2 separate regions of the Homo sapiens genome follow, and region 2 is linked to region 1. The links are chromatin contacts, found by Hi-C or POLR2A ChIA-PET in ENCODE. All regions are on one chromosome and are shown on one strand. Each heading gives the region's core, a stretch centred on a gene start or an enhancer-like site at or near the end of the contact. The rest is flanking DNA. Distances are from core to core; before and after follow the strand shown.

Region 1 (4,351 bases), core at 1,089-3,588:
TAACTGGATATTGGGATCAGTGGGCAACAGGGTTCGGGAGAGAGGGATGGAAGAAAGCCTCAGTGTCCTTGGAGAGTTTCACCTGTAGAATTTTTTTTTTTTTTTTTTTTTGAGATGGAGTCTTGCTCTTTTGCCCAGGCTGGAGTGCAGTGGTGCAAAATCTGCCCCCTGGGGTTTTTTTTTTTTTAAGCAATACTCCTGCCTCAGCCTCAGGAGTAGCTGGGACTACAGGTGTGCGCCACCACACCAGCTAATTTTTGTATTTTTAGTAGAGACGGGGTTTCACTATGTTGGCCAGGCTGGTCTCGAACTGCTGACCTCGTAATCTGCCCGCCTTGGCCTCACAAAGTGCTGGCATTACAGGCGTGAGCCACCATGTCCAGCCTCACCTGTAGAACTTTAAGAAGATATAGTAACATGCAGTAGGACTTACTACCCTGCCTCTCAGGAGCTGGATCTCCTTTATTAAGTTCCTAACTTTTCTGAGCCTCATTTTCCACTTTAGTAAAGCGGGGATGAGAGCAGTACTGACCCCGCAGGTTTGTGAGGATTCAATGAGACGGTGCATAAAAGAGCCCTAGACAATGCCTGGCACAGCTTAGTAAGCATGCAGTAGCTAAATGGTAGCCCTTGTTGCTATCTTTTTTGTTTTGTTTTGTTTTGTTTTTTTGAGACAGAGTCTTGCTCTGTCACCAGGCTGGAGTGAAGTGGCGCCATCTTGGCACACGGCAATCTCCGCCTCCCGGGTTCAAGCGATCCCCCTGCCTAAGCCTCCTGAGTAGTGGGGACTACAGGCATGCACCACCATACCCAGCTAATTTTTTTGTATTTTAGCAGAGATGGGGTTTCACTGTGTTGGCCATGATGGTCTCCATCTCCTGACCTCGTGATCCACCCACCTCAGCCTCCCAAAGTGCTGGGATTACAGACATGAGCCACCGCACCCAGCCCCTTGTTGCTATCCAAAGGAAGGAGATGAGGCCGAGTGCAGTGGCTCCCACCTGTAATCCCAGCACTTTGGGAGGCCAAGCCAGGCAGATCACCTGAGGTCAGGAGTTCAAGACCAGCCTGGCCAACATGGTGAAACCCTGTCTCTACTAAAAATACAAAAATTAGCTGGGCGTGGTGGCACATACCTGTAATCCCAGCTACTTGGGAGGCTGAGGCAGAAGAATCGCTTGAACCCGGGAGGCAGAGGTTGCAGCGAGCCGAGACCACACCACTACACTCCAGCCTGGGCAACAGAGCAAAACTCCATCTCAAAAAAAAAAAATATATATATATATATATATATGTGTGTGTGTGTGTGTGTATATATATATGTATGTGTGTGTATATGTGTGTGTGTGTGTGTATATATATATATATATATATATATATATATATATATATATATGAAGGGAGGAGATGAAAGCAGAAGTTTCAAAACAGGACAAACAAAACTCAGACACATGACTCTGCTTCCTCTTTGCTTTGGTATAGGCTGTTCCCTCTGCCTGGAAATCTTTTTCTTCCCTTATGTACCCACATAGGTCACCTTTGGTAGAGCAATCTCTGATTCTGGCAGGCATCGTTGCTCCTTTTACTGTGTTTCCAGTCCCCATAGTCCCTTGTGCTTGACACCTTCTTGTTCTTGCTAGACTGTTTATGCATCGAACCCTCCGATAAACCATGAGCCCCTTGAGGGCAGACCCAGGAAGATTAGGTACTTAAGAAATGTTGAAAGAATTATGAATACACTAAAAATACAAGAGAAAGGGGGAGAAAGAGGGGAGCAGAGAGACAGTGAAACAAGTGTGGCAAAATGTTCACTGAATCTAGGTGAAGGGTACATGAATGTTGGTTGAACTATTCTTGCAACTTTTTCTTTAGGTGTGAAATCTTTCCAAATACAAAGTTGGAGGAGGAAAAATGTTAAGGATTTTTCTTTTTACATTCAAAGCATTCCTTTTTAGGGAGATTGGCCTAGGCTCTCCCCTTCTCTGGCCTCCCTGGGTTGCTCTGGTTGCTCATAAATGCTGTTTGTGACCGAAAGGTGAAGCTATCCTTTCTCTCTGCAGGTCTTTTTACCCAACTTGGCTTCTATCGACTGATGTCCAACCTGTAATTAAAAGAAAAACAGATCCCTCTCTCTCTCTATGTATATATGAGCACCCCACCTGATGTTGTTTGGAAGCTACAGTGTATTTCTGAATTTAGAGTAAGGAGGGAGAACATCGAATTTTGCAAAGAGGAAGCATTGAAACAGCCCTTTGAAAATACATGTTAAGTTCAGAGGCAAAACAAAACAAAAAACACAGCAAACCTGTATGTTGTCCCTTCCAGGTCCCCCTGCTGGGCATTTGCAGAACCGCAGCATCCCAGATCACTCGTTAAAAAATTTCCACGTTGCGCTTTTTGAAAAGCATAAAAGGTGCATGTTCAAAGCTGTATCCTGACCCCATTCCCTCTACAACATACATTGCTTCAGCTGTTAAGCTCTATATTGAATGAAAGCACAATGGGAAAATAGAATTTCAAAACTAAAGCAAAGGTGCATAACAAATACTCTTCAAATGCTTCTGTTTTATGTTATCTCATTTCATTTTAAGAAAGGCCCTGAGGCAAATCCTAGAAGTAAAGACAGCCACACTGCTAAAGCATAGGTGCTGCTTCTCAGTGGAAAATCTGTCTGTCTCATGGTTATCCAAGGCTGAGGTGGTCCTTTCTGATCTAATAGACCTTTTGTCTGCATTTAAAAAAAAGTTCCTAAGAACTAGAACTTCCCCACAATGAATGGCCTATTCCTTGTTATAACACCTTCCCTGTTAAAACGGTGCAAGTGCTTAATAAATGCATGATGAATGGTGGGTTGCTGGGTGGACAGGCACGCAGAGAGGTATTTGGGTTGAGTGTGGACAAACTGGTAAGCTGGAGAAACTGGTGCCAAAAAGGGATGTTTACACTAAGTGCAGATTTGGACAGGATCACTGCTAGATCCCTTCCATCTAAGATATTGCAAATCACAAATTCTGAAGAACTCAGTGGAGAATTCTAAAGCATGGGGTCCACCTGAAGAGTCCCAGACTGATGCCGTCTCTTCTACAGCCACTGGTGTCATTGTTAATCTTGTCCAGTCACATGTCAATGTAACTCTTAGTCAGAAGACAGAAATATACCAAGAGAATCCATGTGTCGTCTGTAGCCCATGCCTCTCTCCTGAGCACCAGACTCATCTGCTAATTCACTGCTTTCCATTTCTACCCACACATCTCACAGCACCTCACGCTGCACGTGACTAAACCTGAGCTCATTATATTTTCTTCCTCCCTTGTGCACGCTCTTGGGTTTCTGATTTTGGTGAGTGACACCTCCACTCAATGAGTCCCCATGACAGACCAGCTGGATGCCTTCTTCATTCCCACCTCTCCATGATCATTGGTGACCCAGTTCTATTTATTCTTGAAGTCTCAGAAGAGCTTCATTTCACATCATCTTCTTTGGACCATTGCAGTGGTCTACTAACTAGTCTTCCTTCCTTTTCTTATTCTTTTTCAGGTGAGCTTTCATTTTACCGTCAGAGGGATTCTAAAATATAAATTATTCCCCTGCCTCTGTGCCCACTCTACCTCTCCCCATTGTCCACAGATAAAAGTCCAAATTCCTTAGCATGGCATTCAGTATGTTCCATGATCTAGCCCCTGCCTACCTCTCCATTCTTAAAGCAAACATTCCAACCATACCAAACCACGTACAGCTCTCTGAATAGGCCATGCCTCTGGGCTCTGTCCCTACTTGTTTTTCTATGGGGAATACCTTTTCCTATCTGTACACATGGCAAATAGCTGTTCACCTGGCAAGACACAGCTTCGGTGTCATTTCTTCTATAGTGCTGTTACTCTTGGTCCCCAGAGAGGGTGGCTTCCTCTCCCTGTCGTGCCCCAAATAGACCTCTTTTAAGACACCCATCATTCTTTATTGCCCTTTTTGATTTACGTATCTACCTCCCCACAGATGCACAGAAAAATCCTAAACTAGGAACAAACCTTGTCTTACTCATCTTTGATCCTCCACTATCTAGCACAGTGAGTCAGCGCATAATACTTACTCAAAAGATGTTTGTTCAAATGAACAAATCCATCTATTATTTAACCAGTCATGAGATCACCATGGGAGCAACACTGTTCATCTGGAGCTGCTGATATCATACCATATGTTCATTCTTCACCAGGTGTTACCTGGATATCCCCTCATCTCACAACCTCAGAGTGCAGATGTGTCACATTTACAGAAGCACCAGCAAAGTCAATGTTCTGTTCCCCGTCATCTTGATTGACAGGAGGTTCTCTGTTTTCTCAGATGATCCTTCCCA
Region 2 (4,294 bases), core at 1,410-3,909, 340 kb after region 1:
CAGCTCACAACATCCCAGAATGGGAGGCAGGGGGTGACTCATTATCCCCATTTTACTGACAGGGAAACTGAGGCTCAACTTAAGTAATTGACCTGCCAGGTATATTCACCCATCCAGTGGAAGAGCTGAGTCCCCGCCCCAGTCATCTACCAGTATCCAGCCTGGGGCCTGTACTTAGATGTGAAAGGTGCTGCTTCATTTCTGACCAAGAGACTGAGAAGTTTCCCAGAATGCAAACAAAGCCCAGGCCCCTGAAATCTTTCCGGTCAAGCCTTTATCCCAGCACTCAGTTGTTTTGGATGTCTGTTCCTACTTGCCCTTACCCCCAAAGTTACAGATCCTAGTTACAGGACTCTGCCAGCTTTGTTAAACTGTCCGTGAGACAAGAAAGCCATTGGGGAAACCAGGTGATTGCCTGAAATTCTTACTCCGTTCCAAGTGCTGTTCCTCCCAGGAAATCAAAGGCCAGGGTCCTTATGGCCGTGGAGCCTTCCCGACCACAGAGCCAACTTGTGAAGCACACAGCTCTGCAGCCTGGGCTCTGCCCTGCCTCAGCCGCCTCCCCCACGCTCTTCACCACGTTCCTGGAGAGTCCGGCCAACCTGTCCCAGCCGAAACACTGCTGTATTAGAAAAAGTCTCTTTCTGGTCTTTCTGGTTTTGTTTATGAATTTCCCTCTGTGGCCACAAATTCCTCCCCTCCCCCATGACTCACAGTCCATATGGCCCACCCCCAGACTTGAGCACCAAGCTCTGCATTAATGCAGTTGGCCTGCGACAAGGAGCTGTGGACCCTTCCCCATCTCTTCCAATTCACTTTCCCCAACTATCCAGTTCCAGAGGCCGCAGGCCTGGAAGGATGCAGTGCATATTGAAAGGTGGACCCTCTGAAAACAGTTAAGAGGAATATATGTATGTTTTACCCATTAAGAAAAAATGGCAAGCTAAACAAATGTTAAACTTACAGAAAATTTGTCTTATGGTCCTGAGCATATTTCCCTTTTAGAGCAAGCCTGGATTCTTAGCAAAGTGTTTCCCCCATTTGCTCTTTTAGCTGACAAATCTGCCACTGTGATGATGGTTTGCAGCTTTTGGAAGCAGTATGGCAACCTGGCCTGACATGCTCTTTAGGCTTCCACTAACCTGGGGCTTTCAGAAATTCTATTTGGCCTTTCTGTGGGTAGCTTTCCAGCTTCTCTTCTAGGGAGCCCCAGGCATCATTTCCCAAAAGCATCCCCATCTCCTGATTCTCTTGGAACTCCTACAGATAAGCATCCTGGCAGAGGCCCAGGCTCCCAAACCGACAAAGTGAAAAGAGACCAGAGAGGCCAAGCATATTGACTGGTGCTGTTCAGGGCCTGCTCTTTTCCACTCACCACTTGTTTTGCTGCTTGTCACGAGGAGAGTTGTTCCTGTATGTGGCTGCTCTCAGATCTTTCCAAGCAAGCCAGTCATTTGAAGAGGTTTTCTTTTCATGCTGGAGGGCAGGCTAAGATCAATGAGTGGAAGAGAGAAAGGCTGTTTTAGCTCAAGTTAAAGGAACACCTTCTAGCCATCAAAGCCGCCCAACAGAGGCAAGGGCCACCACACATGAGAGAGCGCTCTGTCCTTAAAGGGAATTCTCTGTTGAGTGGGAGGTGAACACCCTGGTTCTTCCAACTCAGGAATTCTCGTGGCTGGGCTGGGTCAGTGATGGCTTTGTCTCTTTATGTCTAAAGTGCCCTATGGCTGCTGAAGGTTACCTAACCATTCTTTAAAAGGAGAATGACCCTCCATGGGAATGGCCAGCCTGCCAACTGTGCAATTGAAGAAGACCCGATGGATCAACCCCATGTCTCCCTTGGGGAGAAAGTGCATAAACCAGGGGTCTCTTTTTTTTTTTCAACAAACCATTGAGCTGTTCTTGGAGTTCATCTCTGGAGAGGTTATACATTATTAGAAGTTTGATTATTATTATAGTTTGATCAATTTATTTGTCTTAGAGATCCAATTTTTACTAATTCCCTAGTTTTTTATTTCAGCATCTGAATGTCTTTCTCCCTAGCACAGTGCATACAATCAGGGCCTTGGGTATTTCCAGTGATAACTTTCCTTGGAGAGGATCTAAGAAAAGCCCAGATTTCGGTAGCCATCTCCCTCCAAATATGTCTCTTTCTGCTTTCTTAGTGCCCATTATTTCCCCCTCTCCTTTCTTCTGTCACTGCCATCTCCTTCTTGGTCTTCCCATTGTTCTTTAACTGGCCGTAATGTGGAATTGATATTTACATTTTGATACGGTTTTTTTCTTGGCCTGTGTACGGGATTGCCTCATTTCCTGCTCTGAATTTTAAAATTAGATATTAAAGCTGTCATATGGTTTCCTCACAAAAGTCAACAAAGTCCAAACAAAAATAGTTTGCCGTTTTACTTTCATCCATTGAAAAAGGAAATTGTGCCTCTTGCAGCCTAGGCAAAGGACATTTAGTACTATCGATTCTTTCCACCCTCACGATGACTTGCGGTTCTCTCTGTAGAAAAGGGATGGCCTAAGAAATACAACTAAAAAAACAAACAAAAACACCAAAAGAAAAAAAAAAGCCATTTAAAGCCAGCCACTAGAGGGAGTCAGTTCAGTTCCGTAAAGGTATGCTCAGTGCCCGCTGCCTGCAAGCTGTTGGGGACCCCAGGGAGGGCAAGGCAGCCTGTCCCCGCCCCCAGGGAACTAGAACATGACAAGAATTCTCCGCACTGTGCCTACCTGTCCCTTTACCTTACCTCTCTGGCCCAGAGTTCTTGGAGGGTTTTTTCTTTATTTTCTTATGTACTCATCTACTTATTCTCAAAGTATTTAGCATTCAACACTCTTTTTGCTTTAAAAAGAATGGCCTTACAAAGGGACAGAAAAGAGAAGACACGAGCTTGGTGTATTTTCATCAAGTTATGTGGCAGAGAAATCCAGATATTACCAGGACCTGTCTAAACAAATGTTGTGGGTTTTCTTTTCATTCGGATAGCCACTTTATAGTTGGAATATCAATTCTAATGAGGAGGAAGACATAAATATAAGTGGTAAAAAGAAACATGACTTCCCTTAAAACAGGCTGGATAATCTATATCAGCCTTGTGGGTGGAGACTAGTATTTGATCCTTGCCATATAAAACATTTTAATATGGTTTACATGGGAAAATATCGATGGCTTCCTCACAAAATGTATGGGTGACGTGAAGTTGAAGAGCCAATGGCTTGGGTGACACGTGCTGGATCCAAAAAGATCAGGGAGACTAGAATAAAACTTGGATGTTAAAAATTCACCAGGAATCCACATAAAGTACTATATTTGGGCTAAAATGAAAAACTAAATACAAGGTGGGAGAGAGGCAAGAATTTCAGTTGACTAAGCTCAGTGTGAGTCAAAGTGGGATGGAACCATGCAAAAACAAAACCCACAGACATGCAGGCTACGTGAGGAGAAAACAGTGGTGAGGATCACATCACATTGTGTTTGCATTTGCCGGAACCATACTTTAAGAAGAAAACCGATCATCTATAATAACATCAGTTTATCAATGCCCCGTCCTGATGAAGTGTGCAGACTCTCAGAAACAGCAGGAAGGACTTCATGAGAACCCTCAGGCTGGAGAAGGCACTAGGGCACAAGGAGAGCTCTCCTAGGACCAGGACCAAGAAGCTACAGGCAGGCACAGTTTAGCTCCTGCAGAGACCCAGCTTTTCACAAGTTGGAGCCTTCCAGAGATAGAGGGACTGTGGTAGGTGGTGACCCACCCATCACTGGAGGTGGAAGCAGAGGCCGTTTGCCAGGGATGCTGGAGAGGGGATTCAAGCATCTGGCTGGGCAACGTGATGCTCAGGGCCGTCTCCACTCAGGGCTTAGGGGAGTCTGTGAGTAGAAGAGCTTTAGGTGATTTGTTTGGTGGGGGAAGGCAAGTACACAGCTATGCACTTTCCGTTTCTGACTTTTGCCACCCTGTCAGCCATGGGGAGCCCACTGTGGGACTGAAACCCTGAGCTGAATGCGGCCTCATGTCTCAGAGAAACACTGGCAAGTTGGTCAGAGCCGCCGTCTGCATCGAGGCGTAGCTGAGCGGCAGGATGGGGGGCTGCCTGCCCAGGGTCTCTCACCGTGGTGTAAGCAGAGCCATGGCTTGCCTAGGACCCTATAGATACCATCACTCTTTCTCAGCTCGACTGGAGTTTCTGCACCTTTGCAGGGGCAAAGTAACTCCCTGCACCCTGAACCACCCCCCATTCCTGTTCATTTCAGCAGATAATGATGGAGGGGGGGGGTGTCCATCGT

The links. Hi-C counts contacts between places; a loop is a spot of excess contacts on that map. ChIA-PET counts read pairs that join two places held with the same protein, here RNA polymerase II (POLR2A). Pooled maps may share reads with other maps.
Region 2: a pooled map shows a loop between it and region 1 (2.0-fold over the local background). The contact joins two enhancer-like sites. A Hi-C loop is called at or near these places in 4 of 50 pooled maps. POLR2A ChIA-PET finds 5 or more read pairs at or near these places in 2 of 52 experiments (IMR-90 and WTC11).

What each region holds. Positions count from the first base shown.
Region 1 is chr15:71,441,308-71,445,658 of GRCh38, forward strand. All of the region lies in intron 7 of THSD4 (thrombospondin type 1 domain containing 4), which reads left to right. Among named protein-coding and RNA genes, the nearest start is that of THSD4-AS2, 250 kb to the right of the region's middle. Within about 2 kb of position 2,339, at least 4 of the 41 ENCODE cell types and tissues checked have a DNase peak (open chromatin) inside an H3K27ac peak, as active enhancers do.
Region 2 is chr15:71,777,977-71,782,270 of GRCh38, forward strand. It overlaps THSD4 (thrombospondin type 1 domain containing 4), which reads left to right. Exons shown (of 18, transcript NM_024817.3): 18 at 1-4,294. Among named protein-coding and RNA genes, the nearest start is that of NR2E3, 30 kb to the right of the region's middle. RefSeq lists an enhancer at 3,984-4,073. Within about 2 kb of position 2,660, at least 11 of the 41 ENCODE cell types and tissues checked have a DNase peak (open chromatin) inside an H3K27ac peak, as active enhancers do.